2 separate regions of the Mus musculus genome follow, and region 1 is linked to region 2. A link is a loop called in an ENCODE intact Hi-C map of the cell type or tissue named here. Cell type or tissue: heart. All regions are shown on one strand. Links, peaks and the distances in the headings refer to the core of each region. The heading gives the core; the rest is flanking DNA. Region 1 holds the start of Gm21992 (predicted gene 21992). Region 2 holds the start of Mrpl11 (mitochondrial ribosomal protein L11).

Region 1 (5,316 bases), core at 1-5,000, 150 kb before region 2:
CAGGTATTTGAAAGATAAAGAGATAAAACCCCAACATATGAAAATCAACAGGGTCTGAAAAAGACATTTCCTCAAAGGAAATAGCAAACTAGCAAGCTGTCCTAAGAATTATTCAAGCAATAAAAAGTACTAACTAAATAAATGGTGTTAAAACCAAGTTTAATAGAAATCTCACACGCCCCTCTCAACACCCCCCCCCCCCCCAGCCAGAGTATTCCCCTTTGCAATCTCACCAAGCTAATAAACATCTGTGCCCGGAGGCACCAGCTTAGCAAGTAAAAGGCTAACGAGGGAGAGGCTTAATAGCCCCCTTTCACATGCAAAAATAACGCAGAAAACCGGGGCTTCCACTTGTTAAGTTGTAAAACCCAACACAAAGTGGAGGGTGGAGGAAAAGAATTAAAAAGCACAAAACCGCCAAGGCTAACCCATCGAATACTGAAAGGTCAAAGGGGTTCCGAAAAGGCCCCTCCCATGCCCACAAGCAGATTCATTCCAGACAATACTAAAAAAGCCCGAACCCGAGAAACCAAGGGCCCGCTACCTTCCGGGAAGCATCGGGAAGGAACGCCAGAGCGGCCTTGGGGCTTCAACCCAACCTTTTCCCTTTTCCCTCGATCTGACCAAATTCTGGAGAGGAAGTGGGGAAGTGGCGAACTCTTTTCACCGCTCCATAATCCGGTTGGTGCCCTTCCCTTTCCATTTCATTTTGGTGCCAGGCTCATGCAACCAGGAAAAGGCGCCTCCTCCCAACCCCGCACACTCGCAAATCTCTGGCGCGTCCCCAGCCCCGAGGCTTCGGCTTGCAGTGGCCACTGCACCCGCCCGGAACCGACTCCTCCCACTTGATGAATGTTGCTGGGACCGCAGGGGAGAAGGGTGGCTCTACCCAACTCGCCCCCAGCACCTTAGGCCCCGCTCCTGCACACTTCCCCATCATTCCCAACCCTGAGGACCAACCCCAGAGTGAGGGGCGTGGCTAAGAGGCAGAGAGCACCGCGCGTGTCCCCTCCCGAGCGCGCTCCCGCGTTACCTTTTACCACGTCACACTCGATGACGCGTCCACGGCGCTCGAAGAGGCTGCGCAATTCCTGACTTGTACATGCAGCCGATACATTGCCCACGAAAATCTTCCAAGTGTTCAGGGGCCTCGGGCGCGACATCTCCACCACGAGCGCGCGACCTGGACGCAGCTCGTGGCCATGCAGGGCCTCGATGGCGCGCACCGCGCCAGCGTTCTCGCGCATGTGCACGAAGGCAAACTGTTTCATGACGGCGCAGCTCATGACCGTGCCATAGGGCGCGAAGAGAGCTGCCAACTCCTCCGGTGTCGTATCCGCCCCATCGACATTGCCCACAAAAATCTTCATTTTGCCGCCGCAACCGCCTTCTCGGAGAGACAGGACCTCTCCTACAGCGACAGGCAAAACGTCCGAACGACCCGCAGTCCTCCACAGGAATGGCTGGCGACCGAGAACCCCGCCGCGCAGGCGCTCTAACCTAACCAATTGGAGGCGGCATCGCGCGCGGATAGCAGCCAATCAAACAGGTTGAGAGCAGATGTCCTTTGACGCAGCCAATCCCAGAGGGCCTGGAGCCCCTTGTTAACGGAGGGGGTGGAAAAAGCATAGAGGCGCGCGACCAACCGCCACCTTCGGGGGGAGGGGAAAGGAGGGCTGGGGACGGGGAAGCGCGCTCCGGCCGAGTCCGCAGAGGCCTAGTCAGAAGAGCTACCTCCGGCCAGGGTGTGGCGTCCCGGCGGGGCCCCAAGGAAAACTTTGTTCTTTAGGGAAGTCCGGGCTCCTCCGTTTGAGCTGCCGCAGCCAAACCCTGGGTGTTGTGATGGCAGCCTCAGCGTCTGCGGTAAGGCCGCGCCCGGAGGAGAAACCAGGACAAACCCCTTTTAGTCTGGGATTGGCCCCCGACACTATATGCTTGGAGTAGGAAGGGACTGTAACTCTTTCTTTGCAAGCACATTACTTGGGGTTGCTTGAGCTCTGGAGGATTTTGCAGACAGTGAATATTGAGCGTCTGTCTGTCTCAACCTGATGGAATTTCGAGAATTACGATGATGACCATTTATTGTATGCATGAAGTTTATCACAGTATTATGTTCCATAAAGTAGAAGATCAGTAATCCTGAGGAAGCCAAAAGTTGGATCTTAAAAATATATGAGGAGGGGGCCAGGAGTGGTGGGCACCCTTTTAATCCCAGCAACCAGGAAGCAAAATCGAAAGAAATTTGTTCGAGGCCAGCCTGGTCTACATAGTGAGATCCAGGATAGGCAAGGATATAGAGAGACCCTGTCTTTAAAAAAACAGCAAAAACTTAGAGGGGCTGCTCACTGGTAAGAGAGCTTGCTGCTTTTCCAGAAAACTTGAGTTCGATTCCCAGCACCAACATGAGGGCTTACAAACCAGCTAATTCCAGTTCCAAGAGAACTGGCCATTGCACATCTGTGGTACGCAGAGAAACAAGCAAAACACCCACACACATAAAATAACGTTAAATTTAAAAAAGGCTGGAGAGATGGCTCAGTGGTTAAGAGCACCGACTGCTCTTCCAAAGGTCCTGAGTTCAAATCCCAGCAACCACATGGTGGCTCACAACCATCCATAGTAAGATCTGTCGCCCTCTTCTGGTGCATCTGAAGACAGCTACAGTATACTTAGATATAATAATAAATAAATCTTTTAAAAAAATTTAAGCCATCCCTGTAATCCCAGCACTTGGGAGGCAGAGGCAGGCAGATTTCTGAGTTCGAGGCCAGCCTGGTCTACAGAGTGAGTTCCAGGACTGCACAGAGAAACCCTGTCTCAAAAACAAACAAACAAAACTAAAAAAATTTCAAAAGAACAGAACAAAGCAGCCCACTGCTGTACTCACAGCTTTAAGGGTCAGAAGTTGAAAGTCATCCCAAATTGCCTGGGATATGTGAGACCCTATGTCAAATAAACAAATAACCTTGGGGAGAGGTCTCTTGAGTCTTGGCGGCTTTCTTTTAATGTTTTGTGTGTATGAATGTTTGCCTGTATGTATTCATATACCACGTGCATGCAGTGCCTGCGGAAGCCAGAAGAGGGCGTCAGATCCTGATGTTAGTGAGCTGTCATATGGATGCTGCTGGGAGCTGTTTCTGTTCTTTTTTTTTTTTTTTTTTTTCCTTCGAGACAGGGTTTCTCTGTGTAGCCCAGGCTGTCCTGGAGCTCACTTTGTAGGCCAGGCTGGCCTCAAACTCAGAAATCTGCCTGCCTCTGCTTCCCGAGTGCCCACCACGCCCGGCTGCTCCTGTACTCTTAACTGCTAAGCCATCTCTCTATCCCTTTGTGGGTTTCTTGTTCATGTGAGCTCCCCTTTCCTTCAAGAAAAGCACTTTATAATTAGGAGGAAACAGCTCCACAGCAAAGATGAATATATAACATAAAATGAATCATTTTAACCATGTCCAAGTGCACAGTCTGTGCTATCAAGTACATTTACATTGTACAAACCCCAGCACCATCCATCTCCAGGATAGTTTACCTTCCTCAGCTGAAATGCTGTGCCTATTAACAGTAATCCCCATCACCATCACCCTCTCTCTCCAGTCCCTTGAAACCAACATTTGACTTTCTCTCCATAAATTTGAGTATTTGGGGTACTTCACAGAAGTATATTATACAAATATTTGTCTTCAAGCTTCACATTGTAGTGTATCAAACTTCCCTTTCATTTTAAGGCATGATATTTTACTGCATGTATGCCACGTTTCTCAGTCCATTGCTTCAGGAGTGGGCACTTTGGTTGTGTTGAAACTGCAGCCATTTTGAATAATGTAGAACATGAGTGTACAAATATCCTTTGAGGGACAATAAACTATCTCGGATGGGAAGTGTACTCACTGTCACTCTGATGAGGGACAATAAACTATCTCAGATGGGAAGGGTACTCACTGTCACTCTGATGGCCTAATTCTGCTCATGCACATAAAATCAAAAATTGTAAGCAAAAATTGTTTTGAGTAAATGTATCTATAATTTGTTATTAATGTTTAATTTTAATACTTATTTTCTGTACCTTATATAAGGAGCCTCATGAAAAAAAGAGAAGAAGCAGCCCTGATTTAAATTCCTGTTAGGGCCAGTGAGGTGTCTCAGTGGATATGGATGGTTGCAACCTGTCTGGTGACTTGAGTTTACTTCTCAAGACCAAAATGGTGGAGGGAAAGAACTGATTCCTTTGTGTTGTTCTTGAAATTCTACAAACACCTACTTCCCCCCCAATACAAAAAAAAGGATACATATATACATATGTATATATGTATGATTGTACACACACAATGTTTAAGCCCCTTTCTCCTAGATCAAAGGTGTGTCAAAGACTTTACCCAAGTTAGGTATGGCTATATGACTCACTCTGGCCAATGAAAGTTAGAAGTGCTGTCCTTCGGCTGATAGTGGACATACTGAGCTAAGGTTTCTGTCATCCAGAATGACTTCAGTAGACAGAACCCTCACCTTCATACTGAGCCTATCATCTGTACAAACACATAACCATTATTAAACAGCAGAAATAAGCCCAAAGATGTTTCTAGGCAAGTCCCCTTGAAAGGCATTTCTAATAATGCATATATCATGTGAAGTGTTTTTTGTGAAATATGATCTTTATGGTTAAATACAAATTGAGGGACTGAAGAAATTCCTCAGTGGTTAGGAGCAAAGGCTGCTCTTCTAGAGGGCCTGCACTCAGTTTCCAGCACCAACATGGCAGCTCTCAAGCCTGTAACTCCAGTTCCAGGGGATCTGTGGCACCAAGCCCATATGTGGTATAAAGATATATGCTTGCAGGCAAAATATTCATACACATAAAATCTTTAAACAAAAAACAAGAAAAGAAAGAAAATGCTAATTAACTGGATTTTATTGCCATCTTACCACTGGCAGTGCTTTCCAAAGTGGTGAATAGAATTCAACTCAGTGTGTTTAGTGAACATGCTTTGTTTCTAAATGAAATGAACTGAGTTTTACACAGTGTTGAGGTCTGGCCTGTTACTATGGATTGAACGCTAAATTCTGCATCCCAAGAGCAAATTCTCACACATGCCAGGTTTTGTCCTGCAAACCTTGCTCCTTAATTTAGAACTGTTGGTTGAATAAAGATGTTTACAGGAGAGTAGGCAGGGCTTTGGTTCCAGAGCTTGGGAATCTGAGGCAGATACATGAGAAAAGAGGAGGAAGAAGGGACCATGGTGTGATGGTTTGTGTATGCCTGATCCAGGGAGTGGCACCATTAGGCGGTGTGGTCTTGTTGGAGAAACTGTGTCACTATGGGCATGA
Region 2 (5,374 bases), core at 213-5,212:
ATCTCCAGCACCCATGTTAAAACCTGGGACCAATGTAAAAATCACTGGACACAGCAGTTTACGTCTGTAACCCCAGTACTGGGTGTCCAGCAGGGACAGAGAGATCCTTCAATTGTCCTGCCACATGAGTTAAATTGATGAGTTCCAAGTTCATGAAAGATCCTGTCTCTAAGATAAGATGGAGCATGATCAAGGAAGATATCCAGTGTCAGCTTGTAGCCCCCACACTAACAAGCACGTGAGCACCTGCACAATTACATGCACACTGGTAAATAAACTCATTTCCCACACACCACAGGGAGTGGAGGAAGAGGGAAAAATTGACTGGTAGAATTTTTCAGTGGTACAAGTGCTCATAAGTCCCCCACACTCCTGCAAGTAACTCCAAGAAACTCATTAATTCTCAAGCTAGACTTGCCATAATTTTTTTTAATGTGGTGATTCCCTCTCCATATGAGGAAAATAGACATTTCTTTTATGCCTCATTAGAAAAGTCACTGGTATCATACCAGTTGCCAGCCTGGTCTACAAAGTCAGTTTCTAGGAAAGCCAGGGCTACACAGAGAAACCCTGTGTCAAAAGAAGAAGAGGAGGAGAGTAGGAGAAGGGGGGGGAAGAAGAGGATGAGGAGAGGAGAGGATGTGGAAGAAGAGAAGAAGGAAGAGGATGGTGATGAAGAAGATGAGGAGGAGGAGAAGGGAGAGGAAGATGAGGAGGAAGAAAGAGGAGAGGAGGAGGGGGGAAGAAGAAGGAGGAGAAGGGGAAGGGGAAGGAAAAGAAGAAGAAGAAAGTCATTCAATATGGGGTCTACCTTCTTTCTTTCACAGAGATCCTCTGATGGGATGGATTCTCTATTTTGGTATAGCACCACAGAGAGCCCCAGCATGTCAGTTGTCCTTGCCCCAGCTTACAGAGTTATGCAGGGAGGATGCAAGGGACGTTTCAGGAGCTTGAAGCTGCTGAGACCCCTTTCTACCAAGCAGTTAGCTCCTGTGGCAGGGGTGTCTCTTAGGGCGACATACTGCTCCCACCACCACCACAGCACTGGCTCAGGGATTTCACTGGGCACAGAAGATGGAGATAAAAATGAGGCCTTTAGATCCTTACACAAAGGACCTGACTTTCTTTGCCAGCAGGTTGTAGGGAAGTTCAAGTCTACAAACATTTTCAAAAACAGTGGTGGGATGGGGTTAGGAGATGGTTCAGTGATTAAAGTGTTTCCTGAAAAAGAGTCAGGGCCAGAGGCTGGGTCTTAAGAAACCCAGGTAAATGCCATCTGGGCATGGTGACATCCCTGTAGTTCCAGGCCAGCATAAGAACTCCAGAGCAAGCTGGTTAACAAGATGAACCACTGGCAAGCTCTTAGTTTGAGTAAGAGACCCCACCTCAGAAGGGCAATGGAAGAGGATCTTAACATCAGCCTCGGCCCTTCTCGTGTGTGTACACATGTGCAAATCCACACACACATTCACCCACACACACGCAAAAACGTACATTGCACACACAAGGAAATGGTAGAGGAAAGAAAAAAATGGAGGTTTGTGAGAGGCGGTTTAGAGGAAGATGATAGAATTTGAAGTGGTATGCTACATAATAGGCTGCCTGGTTGTCTGGAGAGGAATTATTTTTTAAAAAGGAAAAGAAAAGGAAAAAAAAAAGAAAAAAGAAACTGGAGAATTCCCCTCGAATCTGAAGGATCGCAAACAGTGAGTTAGTGGATAGTTCCTTCGAAGTAGTCTCAGTCTGGAGACTGGATCAGAGAACTTTATATCCTGAACTGTTGGAGAAAATAATGGAGCATTCAACCTACAGTTATTGGAGCTTTGCAGCCACGTGTGGTCAGGAAGAGTCTGTGAGTCAAAGAGTCCTACCAAGGCCATTGCTACTACCCTAAAGTGCCTAGATACACAAGATTGCTCTAGGGAGGGATAATAAAGGCTTCAAACACCACCTGGCTCAAATACCATTCCCTAAAACGCAAGTAATAATCAGGAATCCTGGACAGAATAGAGCGGGATGCGGAGTTCTGAGACACAAAAAGTCATCTTCCAATGAAAAAATGAAAGACGGGGAAGCAATAAAGTATGCCTAATAAGCTAGTGGAAAATCAGGTTTGACTGGGATGAGAATTCACAAACTTAGCATTTCAAAAGCGCGGGGAAGAGCTTTTCCCTTTGTATAAATAGCGGTAAATGCCTTCTTGGTTCAACGTGTGTTACTGAGCTGTCACAACAATTCTGAAAGGTACCTATAATATTCGCGGTGTCAAAGATTTTCATAGGTAACAGAAACAGTAGCCTAATCCTAGCTCTAACTCTTTGTCTAGCTATGAATCAGGTTCATAGCCAGCAAGAGCAGCAGTCTGCCATTTCATTTCCCGTCTATAATCATATTGCCTTCCATGAAAAACCACATGAGGAAACAAAAGACTCAAGGGATTTTGCATAACTTGCTCCATATCAAACGCTAAGATATCACTGTGTCCAGCAGATGGCAACCCAGAACACGGCCAACAGCAGGCGCAGGATAAGGCGCTGAACTACATACCCACAATGCTGTGCGGAGACTCAAAGTCCCGAACTCCTGTTTGGCTGTCTAAGGTGATGCCTGTGCGCACCGCTGAGGGATTGTGTGTACTGAAACCATATAGGTTCTCGTCCTGCCTTCAGAGCGCAAAGTTCAATTAATTCTTAAATTCCGTAATTGGTCTTTAGTTGGAGAGCTGTATGCCTGAAACAAGACTGCTCTTTTTTGGTCTCATTTACCCTAGCCGAACACGAGGGCCCTTCACCTCTGACCCAAAATGGCCGCGCCCAGAGCGTAGTTCTTTGCTTCTCCGAGGCGAGCTAAGATTAAAATCCTACATCATGTCCAAGCTAAGCCGGGCCACTCGGACCCTCAAGAAGCCCGAGGCCGGCGGCGTGATCCGGTCCATCGTGCGAGCAGGCCAAGCTATTCCTGGGCCTCCACTAGGTCCCATCTTGGGTCAGGTGCGGTGTGCGGAACCCGGCCTGGGAGACGTGGGAGAGTGCGCTGGAGCCGGGGAAGTCTCCTTTATAAACGTTGTCTCCACTATTCACACCTTCAGGCCTTATGTCCTTGTATTACTTACGGAGCCTCTTTTGACCTCAGCACCTCTGACCCCCAAGTTGGCTAGTTGCTGATTAAGTGGTACCTTGTGGACGAATTGCCTGGCACCCAAAGCTATAGAACCAGAGTAGAAGAAATATAACAACACACACCCATACCCCCGCCCCCCCCCCCCACACACACAAAGATGAAAGGACAGGGGCTCCTGGTTGGTAGAAAGCCTTCAGCTCCCATACTTAACTTTGTGTATGCGTTCCTTATAGCGAGGTGTCTCTATCAACCAGTTCTGCAAAGAGTTCAACGAGAAGACAAAGGACATCAAAGAAGGCATTCCCCTGCCTACAAAAATTTTTATAAAGGTAGAGAGACCCATTCTCCCATATATTTCCTTGGCCCTTGAAACTAGTCACTCTGGTTGCTTCTCTGACTCTTAACTTGGTTGCTACCTTCCACTTATCATTTAAACAGAAGCCTAGACCATAATTTCTCTGAACTGGCTTGATCCTGCCATATTGTGGTTCTTACCTCTCATCTCACTGGGGCTTCCAGAGGAGATTTGGGCTAGGAATAAAAATGGCAGGGATGTGTGCTGTAGATTTGTTTTTCTGTCTTTTGTGGTGTGCAAGTTGGTGGGAGAAGGAAAGGGACATTAGAAATGTCTTGGACTGGATAGAAAACCAAGAAATTCTCATGTATCTTTGTCTGTTAAGCCCGACAGGACATTTGAGCTCAAGATTGGGCAGCCCACTGTTTCTTACTTTTTGAAGGCAGCTGCTGGGATCGAGAAGGGGGCCCGGCATACAGGTAAGGACTAGAGTGGGCACCTGAGAGTCTGATGTATCCAGAGAAATGTAGTGGCACTTGAAGAATTCTTTGCTCCTTCTTCCCAGGGAAAGAGGTGGCAGGCCTGGTGAGTTTGAAGCACGTATATGAGATTGCCTGTGTCAAAGCTAAGGATGATGCTTTTGCCATGCAAGATGTGCCCCTGTCTTCTGTGGTCCGTTCCATCATTGGCTCTGCCCGTTCCCTGGGCATTCGAGTGGTGAAGGAGTGAGTATCTTGAGAGGAATCCAAGTAAGTTCTTCATTTGGGAGGAAAGCTGAGAAGGCCCATTACAGTGAGGTGGTTGGGCTTTATTTGTTCTTCTTAATTTATAGCCTATGTTAGTTATGCATATTAAGCTTCATTGTGACATTTTCATACATGTCTAGCAGATTCTAGCAGAAGGATATGGGTTGAAGCCTCATCTTGTTTGGAATATATTTCATAAGCACCTGTTCTGTCCTGGACATGGATCTGGGCACTGGCTAGAACCAGGAATGGCCAGTAGTGCCTGGCCACTCTGGAGAAATGTGTAGTCCTAAAGGCCGACCCATACATAGAGGCCTAGACTAGCAGGTGTCAATGTTATAAAATCAATGGATGTCATGCAAGCAGAGAGGAGATTTCCTGCTTTTACCTGATGTGTCATTGAGGACTCTGAGGGAGGTGACATGGAAACTGCCCAGGAAAAGGAGGGTAAGAGAGCGTAAGATTACAAGGAGAGGGAAGGAGCTGAAGCTAAGTTCACTCTGGTCGAGGAGTCTTGTCTAGAGGCATATGGGATGTGGCCTGAGGGAGGGACGAGTCAGAAGGTTCCCTTGTCAAGTAGGAGAGCATTTGCCCCAGAGCGCAGCAGAGACAGGAGCAGGGACAGTCATCACTGGCCGCTTGCTGCTGGTGTCATTCCCTACAGCAAGACTGGCGTCAGTTGTTCCTCACGGGGGTGAGGTTAGAGCACAGTTTTCCTGGATGGTTTAAATCCTTAAAGTATGTAGATTTGTGGCTCAAAGGAAGGCCTAAGAAATCCCAATGGTATAATAGAGGCCACAGGTTAGGTAGGACTTTAAGACAGAGTCAAGGCAGAGGAAGGTAGCGTGTGTGAGTTGTGGTTCCAGGAAGAGAAACCACAGATGAGTAGAGGTATGACAGTTGGAAAGTCCAGGGAGGGGAGTGGACAGGGCAGCTGGGATCTGCGCCAGGACCCGCTCCTCACTGACTGTCTGTCTCCTTCTGTAGCCTCAGTGCAGAAGAACTGGAGGCTTTCCAGAAGGAACGAGCTGTGTTTTTGGCTGCTCAGAAAGAGGCAGATTTGGCAGCCCAGGCAGAAGCTGCCAAGAAGTGACCCCAACTTTCTACACTCTGAGAATTTGAAGTGAGAGGCTGAGAAAGGGGGCCACAGAGGAAGCTGAGCCAAAGGACTTCATGGCAACCCGATTTCTAGTTTCCTGACATGTTTCTGTAC

What was found. Peaks named below come from ENCODE experiments on the same cell type or tissue, not always from the same donor. Only the 100,000 strongest peaks of a DNase experiment are listed, where the experiment ranks them.
Region 1: a loop joins it to region 2, with 2.0 times the contacts of the local background. A loop is called at or near these places in 1 of 42 quality-filtered maps.

The regions. Positions count from the first base shown.
Region 1 is chr19:4,810,139-4,815,454 of GRCm38, forward strand. Gm21992 (predicted gene 21992) reads right to left here and starts at 1,461. Exons shown (of 3, transcript NR_157185.1): 1 at 1,034-1,461. It overlaps Rbm14 (RNA binding motif protein 14), which reads right to left and starts at 1,496. Exons shown (of 3, transcript NM_019869.3): 1 at 1,034-1,496. The coding sequence starts at 1,370. In heart, for the core only: CTCF peaks have their summits at 1,736 and 2,610 (motif pointing left); DNase peaks (open chromatin) are centred at 1,063 and 1,563; H3K4me3 peaks cover 2,527 bases; H3K27ac peaks cover 2,144 bases.
Region 2 is chr19:4,959,526-4,964,899 of GRCm38, forward strand. Mrpl11 (mitochondrial ribosomal protein L11) reads left to right here and starts at 2,781. Exons shown (of 5, transcript NM_025553.4): 1 at 2,781-2,990; 2 at 3,354-3,449; 3 at 3,801-3,894; 4 at 3,981-4,140; 5 at 5,149-5,374. The coding sequence starts at 2,868. The coding sequence ends at 5,254. In heart, for the core only: a CTCF peak has its summit at 2,491 (motif pointing right); a DNase peak (open chromatin) is centred at 2,546; H3K4me3 peaks cover 1,576 bases; H3K27ac peaks cover 1,153 bases.